Regions from separate parts of the Homo sapiens genome. Here region 2 is linked to region 1. Evidence: chromatin contacts called from ENCODE Hi-C or POLR2A ChIA-PET data. All regions are on one chromosome and are shown on one strand. The core of a region is the stretch at or near the end of the contact, and the rest is flanking DNA. Distances in the headings are between cores, read along the strand shown.

The links. Hi-C counts contacts between places; a loop is a spot of excess contacts on that map. ChIA-PET counts read pairs that join two places held with the same protein, here RNA polymerase II (POLR2A). Pooled maps may share reads with other maps.
Region 2: a loop to region 1 is called in a map of CD8-positive, alpha-beta T cell, with 4 times the contacts of the local background. The contact joins two enhancer-like sites. A Hi-C loop is called at or near these places in 6 of 168 maps with a recorded cell type or tissue (CD4-positive, alpha-beta T cell, CD4-positive, alpha-beta memory T cell, CD8-positive, alpha-beta T cell and 2 more) and 11 of 50 pooled maps. POLR2A ChIA-PET finds 5 or more read pairs at or near these places in 2 of 52 experiments (CD4-positive, alpha-beta T cell and naive thymus-derived CD4-positive, alpha-beta T cell).

Annotation. Positions count from the first base shown.
Region 1 is chr3:59,449,764-59,453,844 of GRCh38, reverse strand. The region is part of intron 5 of CFAP20DC-DT (CFAP20DC divergent transcript); the gene reads right to left. Among named protein-coding and RNA genes, the nearest start is that of CFAP20DC-DT, 360 kb to the right of the region's middle. Within about 2 kb of position 2,329, at least 8 of the 41 ENCODE cell types and tissues checked have a DNase peak (open chromatin) inside an H3K27ac peak, as active enhancers do; they include CD4-positive, alpha-beta T cell, CD8-positive, alpha-beta T cell and natural killer cell, where a contact is called at or near this core.
Region 2 is chr3:60,008,738-60,012,818 of GRCh38, reverse strand. It overlaps FHIT (fragile histidine triad diadenosine triphosphatase), which reads left to right. Exons shown (of 10, transcript NM_002012.4): 7 at 1,419-1,448. Among named protein-coding and RNA genes, the nearest start is that of MIR548BB, 610 kb to the left of the region's middle. RefSeq lists a silencer at 1,735-1,944. Within about 2 kb of position 2,343, at least 4 of the 41 ENCODE cell types and tissues checked have a DNase peak (open chromatin) inside an H3K27ac peak, as active enhancers do; they include CD4-positive, alpha-beta T cell, CD8-positive, alpha-beta T cell and natural killer cell, where a contact is called at or near this core.

The DNA of each region.
Region 1 (4,081 bases), core at 1,080-3,579:
TTCTTTGTTGCACATATCAGTCTTTAAAATTATTTTATGTATTCACTTTTTTGCCATATTTTTCCCACCCAAGAATGTGAATCTTATCAGACCAAGGCCTTGATAGAATAGTTTGTTGATAGTGCTATAGTCCTAGCACCTAATATATAGTAGGACATCTGTATATATGTGTTCAATGAAGAATGTTATCTTAGGTAGAATTAGTGTTACTTCATCCTGTACACTGGAGGAGGGCTGGAAATTTACCTCTGTGGTTGGAAAGTACAATGCACATCTCTTCTTATCTAGTCAAAGGTAAATTGCCTTATAAAGGTCATTCAAACCTTTTCCTGTTGGAAGCATGTGATATTTGTTTATTTTCAGAGCCAAGATAAGACTAGGTGGCAGGGGCTATCTTTAAATAAATGAATCATAATTAAGGCTGGAGTCTTTTTAAAAAGAGACCAGATCCTGCCTTCTTTTATTAACCAAACATAAGGCTCTCCCCTGGGATGTGATGGTGGTCATGGGACAATTACACACTTTATCAGCAATTCTTCAAGAGCATGCTCCTGAACTTCCCCAAAAATTGCACATAAGGTACTCCCTCCTATTTTTAGATTACCCAGTTAATCTGAACATGGGTAAAAAGGTGATTAATAATTTAAGATTTCAAATATGTTATATTTTATATTGGTATACTGGGAGTCAGTGAAAATGTGGACAATATAGATCGTCTTACAGACTCCATTTTACTTACAAGTTTTATGTGTTTGAAGGGTAACTAAACAATTTTAATATAAATATTAAAGGAAACATGGATAAATGAAAAGTTTGCCCGAATTTTTTTTTAGCTAAACCTTGACCCTTCCAAACCATTTTTGCATTTGACAAACTGCCTATTGCTAGTCCCCATACTGTCAAGTCCTTGCCAGTATGTGTTTATCCTCTTCAGCTACAGGGGATTAGATGGGAATATTTTAGAATCATTAATGCAGTGATTCAGCCGAACCATGGCTGTTATCTCACCAGCAAGCCATATAGCCTTCCAATGTGGGAATGAGGTTGAAAAGTCTGACAAAAGCAGTGTGGTTCATTTCTGAAATGGCAAATTAATTCTATTTCCAGGGCAGACATGAGAAATAAATATCTCTATTTGCCACTCTAGAAAGATTTCATATTTAGGTCACTAAAATACATAAGTTCTAGATCTACCTCCACCCCACCCCTGTTTAAAAACTCCCACAAACACAAATCACAAAAATATATAAAACAAATAATAAGGTCATCAAAAAGCAAACTGATGTGGTTGTCAGGGGCTCCCTGGCAACCAGGGGAAATAAGGACTTACGTAATGGATACAGAGCTTTAGTTTTACATGATGAAGAGTTCAGGTGGTTGGGTACACAACAATGCAAACATACTTAACACCCCTGAACTGTACACTTAGAAATGGTAAATTTTATGTTATATATATTTTACCATGATTTTTTCAAAATCATATTGAGATATCAAAACTCAAAGTCTTGCAGTTTTGGTCTTTAAAGAAGCTGCACATAGAAGCTTCTGGGCCCCAGGAAAACACGTTACATGATATCATGTGTCAGTTGGCCAGGATGCCTTAGACCAATGAGAACCTTCACCAAAGGGGCAGGCATTTTGGCTTTTAACCATCTATTGCCTGCCTGGCTTGGAAGCATCTGGTCTAGGCATGATCAGATCCTGCCTCTTTCCACTGATTTCCACCCTTTGGAATCTAAGGCCTATCCTCCTCCCACACACTCTTTCACGGATTAACTCTGAGTAGTGATGGCTACACAGTGGAGCTCATTACCTGGTAGGGCTGTGCGAGAAGCTGGCATGCACCCGTTCAGGGGTCCTCACCAATTCTGGGAAGTGGGTACTGTTCTTCCTCCCATTTTATGACTAAGAACACTGAGCCTTTGTAATGACACATTGATCTACATATGCCTACATTTTCCTCTTTCCAGGGAGAGTCACAAATAAAGGAATGAGAAAGCAACGGAATCTCTTCTCCCTGCCCGTTCACCTCCAGTCTTCTGGGTTTGTGGAGCATGCCCAGAAATCCCAGCAATTATTTCATCCACTTCACTATAAGCAACATTTTCCTGCATGAAATGCACTCCATCTGGGCTCAAACAGAGATTTATAAAAGCAACCTTTTTTGTCTTCACACAAAAGAAAGGCTAAGAGTGAAACTGTGGTGAGGTTTTGGTGCTCAACAGAAGGCTTTGGGAGGAGTCGAGTGCAGTTAGATATAAATAACATCGTTTAAGCCAGGATGTGGCTTGGTGACAGCTAACTCTGACTCTGGTCGCTTTGCCAGAACAGCTTTCAGCTGTTTCACGTGATTTCACAAACCCTTGAACTGCAGAGTTATTTCACACCTGCAGAGGTAATGAATGCCTTTTGAGAACATTTGCAAAGTTGGTTGGCAAAAGTCAAAGAAACCAGTGGAACACAAGCTCTCCAGAGGCCTTTTTCCTGTTCCACACGTGCTGTGCCTCAGTGAGTAGAGGGAGGCCGTCAAATGGAGTGACTACAAGTTCACAAATAAATTGTCTTCTTTACCAGTGAGTCAGTGTACCTCAATCTCATCAGAATAGAAAAACAAAAATGAAAGAACCTCAGATTTCATGGTAGTGGCAAGATACAGGGCTGAATGTCCTGCCTGCAGATGTGGGGCCCCTGTTCATAGACTGCCATGTCATCTAGCACATAAGCAAACAATGTACAAATGCCTGTGTATACTTGTTACAATTCATGCCAGGAATTTACCTCCTGGGTATGTGAAGTGTCTGTGTTTCAGGGAGTGGAGATTTCTGATCTCTCCCTCTCCTGCTACTTCCCATTCATCTTTTAACTCAGAAGCTGTAACTCTCCAGATACAGAGATGCCAGTATCCCACTTTGCATATTCCGAGAAAAAGAGCAGCCCAGACATAATTCAGAAATTCATAATCAGCATGGCCACAAATAAAATTTTAAAAGTCATTTCTTGTGAACATTTCATGGTGGTGGATTCCTCCGCATATAAAAGGACTATGTCCCATAGGAATTTATTAGTAGTCTAAGAAGGATTCTATGAATAAATTATACAAACTGTGGAAAATGTGTCAAAAAGGATAGAACTATTTGCTCAAAAATTCTGGTAAATAGACTTAAACCATGCGCATTACGTGGGGATTACCCATTCAGAGAGAATTTATTTATTCAGAAAATGTTTATTGCTAGGCACACCCAGTATAGACAGGTGAACACCACAGTTTTGGTTCCTGCCTCATGGAGTTTACCGTCTAGTTGGAGAGGTGGTTGGTGAACAGACGAACAAATATAAAAACAAACATGGACAGTGCTGAGATACAGCAGAGTGATGACAAGAGATTCAGAGCCCTTTCTTGTACTGAAACATGCAAATTTTCTCATTGATTGCTTGTTAATGTTTTATAGGACTCTTTAGGGTACAGCAGGGGGCCTCAAGTATCTTGAGAATAATAGTCATTGTTCTAAGTGGCAGTGAATAGAGAATTCCAGGGAATATGTGATTAGATACTTACAATGTCAAATCAACCTAACCAAATACCTTCCATAGAAGTGTCTGGAGAGGCAGGTGAGATAGCATAAAAAGTGAGCTTGGGTGGCAAGTAGACCTGGATCTGGATTCCACCTGCACTATTCATCCGTTGGGTGACCTTGGGCAAAGAACTTGAACTCTCTAGGCCTCAGGGTCTTAGGGTGTTAAAGGGGAAAACTGTACCTACATCAGATGGTTCTTGTCAGAAAGAGCTAATAAGTCATATACTATCTGTTCAATTCTGCTCACACAAAGTAGATGTTTAAAGAGGCAGCTGTGATTTTTATTGAGGAAATTCAGTCTCTCCCTCTTACAAAGGGGCAGCACAAAGTATAGCCATGGGCTTCCATGAAGACAGGCTCTTTCTGGAAAGCCAGAATAGGGACTCTTCTTGTCCTCTCCACCCTCCTCCCCTTGAAATGAAGGTATATCTAGTCACCCAAGATGAAAGACCCAAAGCAATCCCACCAACTAATACTTTTCTGCCCTCTGGTAATTTTAAAAATAG
Region 2 (4,081 bases), core at 1,094-3,593, 560 kb before region 1:
CCATAAATGTAAGAGCTGACTTGTGTTAGCACCTAGAGTACTTTCGTATATGCAATGTGGTCAAACTATTTTTTACTGTAACCTACAGTAAGATACATATTTATTTCAAAATCATGCCTGTCTCCCCTGACACACATATATGAAATATATGCATATGCCTATATTGATAAAGGAAACCAGAGTTTCACAAAACAATGTTTACTCATTCTGTGCAGTCTAATAGTTTTTATTCTATTAAGATCTGATTTCTGGCTGGGTGTGGTGGCTCACACCTGTAATCCCAGCACTTTGGGAGGCTAAGACCGGCAGCTCTCTTGAGCTCAGGAGTTTGAGATCAGCTTGGGCAACATGGCAAAACCCTGTCCCTAAGAAAAATACAAAAATTAGCCAGGCATGATGGTGCATGCCTGTAGTCCCAGTTACTCAGGAGGCTGAGGCAGGAGAATCACTTGAGTCCAGGAGGTCAAGGGTGCAGTGAGCCGCCATCATGCCACCATACTCTGGCCTGGACAACTGAGTAAGACCCTTTCTCAAAAAAAAAAAAAAAAAAAACAACAAAAAAAACACCTGATTTACATTGTTTGTAATGCTGATTGCAACCCATTAAGTTGACTTCATGACCCACTAATGGATTGTGACTCTAAGTTTGAAAATCCCTGATATACACAGTTATGCTTAATCCTTACGGCGGGAGTTCTCACCCCGTTAGTCAGGCTCATAGAGGTAGACAAACCTGGCTAAAGTTGCAGAGGTGAAATTCTATTTTGGAATTTCTGATTGTGGAGCCATTGCTTTGTTTGGCCATCTCAACCAGCTGAGTATCTGCTTTTGCTTTATATTATGGCTGGTGACTTGGTGAGTTTGCCCATTTCCAACTAAGCTTCAGAAACAGAGAAAGGGAACCAGTTTGGGAAAAGGGTCCAGCTACAATGAACACTACCATTTGTCTCCCACAAGGTCAGAATAGCCAGAGGACTCTTCCCATATGAAATACCCCATATTCTTCCTTAATGGCTTATGTTTATAGCAGATTTCCTGAGTAGAAGCTTAAAGTAATCAGACATTAATTAAACCACCTCTAAACATAACCAGAAGGTGTGATACTTCACCTCCCCAAACATTTTCAGCCTTCCTTTAATGCAATTAAAACCATAGCCTAGAGCAAAGAGCATGAAAAGTAGCAAGGAGTTGGCTTGCTGGATAATTTATATCATTTTTATACATAACTTCGCACTTACTCTCAGGCGGAAATGGAGAACTGTCTAATCCCGCACATTTGAAGCCAATGGTCCCCATGAGAATACTATAAATTAACACACAATGAAATTGCATCTAAATTATTAATGGGTGATATTTCTGAATAAGCAGGAGATACCATCTATCTATTCTCACCTCTGTTGGTTTTTTCCTACTTCTAGGATGGCCCCGAAGCCGGACAGACTGTGAAGGTGAGTGCTTATTATGTGCATACAAATTAATAAGAGGCGATTATGAGAACTAATAAAAAATCACAACGAGTCATATGCAGCACATTGCTGTTTCATTATGTTATCTTCGAGGTCAGAGAGACCCTCAGTGTTAGAGCCGTAAATCCTGACATTATAAACTCTGCCAAACAATATGTTTCCCATTGGTTTACAAGACATTTACTTTTAGTAGTAAAATTATTATTGTGCAAACGCTAAAACAGAAACTAAATCAAGGAGTCCGGAAACATAAGTCAAAGTGGTTCATGTGAGAGAGTGTCTAGGAAATAGCATGTGAGCTTCCTGTGGGTTTGTGCAGCCCCATGTTAAGCCTGGGGTGTCTTTGACACACCTTTGCTTCTTGACATAGTCTGCTTTTGCTTCATTGTTTTTGAGTGAAGCAATAACCGCAGCAGTAGCATCAAGCTGCCTCCCTTCCTTTCTGTTCTCCTGTGCTTCTCTCTGTTCTCCTTCTCGTCACCCCCACACCTACTCTTTTCCTCCCTGTGTACTTAATACCAAAGTTCAAACCTAATGGAGTCAGTGGAGCTCAAAGATGGGTTTTTAAGTGTGCTAGGAGAAGAAAGGAGGATTTATTAGGATAGTCTCTGCTTCTGTAGTAAAAATAAAATAATAAAATCCTGGCTGATTCAGAAGCTGGGTTTCAGCTCTTTTCATACAAATGCTAATTCCTATACGGGTAGATTCTGCACCTAAGTCATAGAAAAGGCTCTATTTTTGGTGCTAGAAGTCAGAAGCAAGTCAGGCTGGGATGTTAATGTTACACTTTGTTGAAATAAAGTTTAATGCTTCGAAGACTAGCTGTGAGTGGATAAGGTGCTGCCCACACAAACAATGCCAAATAAACGTAAGTTCCCTTTTGATCTTACTTTACTTTTGTCTTTAACACAGCTATTCTGGGACTTTTAAAATACAATCTCTGGGAAATACTTCTAAGCAGTGAAAGTTTATGTAGGGACTGCCACCATATGGGCTACCAAATTCCTTATCATAAAAAAGGGCTAGCCTCCTAATTGCTCTACACACAGGGTATGGTGATAGACACAGAGGCTTTCAGCTTTCCTCTGTCCCACTGTCTCACCTCCATGTGAGGCTCTAAATATACGGATGCAAAGAAAGGATTTAATACCTGTGGCTTCTTTTTGAAATCACTTCTTGAAATGCAAAACACAAATGTTTAAACTTGGTTCCAAGATTTTTTAAAACTCAGTATTCAAATGTAAATTCCAACTATACCGGATTAGTTAGATGCACTATGCAATATCTATTTGATGGAATTCCTTCAGCCATTGAAAGCGATACTGTAGAGGCATAGCTAGTGACATGGGGGAATGCACAAACTGTATTAAGTGGGATGCACAGAATGATAATAGGTGCATAGTAAGCATAGCTAAAACTTATATGAATAGATAGGTTATATGATCTCAAAATTTCATTTAGCCATTCTAAAGCGGGATAGAAAATATTTGCTATGCAACAGGCTCTGAATAGAGATAGAAAGTAGATTAGTGGTTGCCAGGGACTGGGACAAGGAAGGAATGGGGAATGATTCCTAATGGATACAGGTTCTTTTAGGGTAATGAAAACGTTGTGGACTTAGTGGTGATGGTTGTGCAACATTGTGAATATAATAAAGCCACTGAATTGTACGTTTTAAAATGGTGAATTTTATCATATTTGAATTATCTCTTGACTAAAAATAATAAACACACACACACAAAACAAATAAGCAGTGAGCCTAGCTGGGCTGATAACTATGGCTACAGATTGTGTAACTCCAATAGTAATTACTTTTTGATGTCCCAATTATCTGGCCAAAATGTGTAATGTTTTTGTTACCTTTGATGGTGATGATGATGGACTAATTCTTAACATATAGTACTTATATATGAATTGTTGAATGTGGTTATTGTTATCATCACCCTGATTATTTAGCTTAAGTTGAACTTTTTAAAACGATTCTGTTTTTTAAATCAGCAGGTTATGCTGTTTTGCACATCTTTCAGTTGTTTCCAACCTGATCACAGAAGTTTCCTGATATGAAATAATGGGGATATCTTGACTCGTTTGTAGAATATGGTGGTTATAAGAAAACCACCATACACACACACACACACACACACACACACACACACACACACACACACACACACACACACACACACATAAAATCCCAGAGAACAATGAAGGTTCCAAAGCTGTCCTTTTAGACAAAGTATCCATATCTAAAGTTGTTGAATCTGCTTTTCAAAATGCGATCTTTGTATCACCTGCATGAAAATTAACTTTGGTATCAGTTAACAACAACAAAAAGTTGATTCTCAGTTCTTATTCCAAATCTACTTATTTAGAATACTGTGACTGGGGCTTGGGAATCTTCATTATTAACAAGCACATCCCGTGATAGATATTTGCCAGCCTCAGTATTGTATGATGATAAAATATTGAGTGGCAATGGCCACATAATTATGACCCCTGGAAGCCAGTCTTGCAGTAGCCAGCCCCTCTAGGGGACAAAGCAGCATCTTTAATATTCAGCTGTCCAGTTGTGAATACTACAATTCAAGCCTCTGAGCATTTCATATTTTGGAATT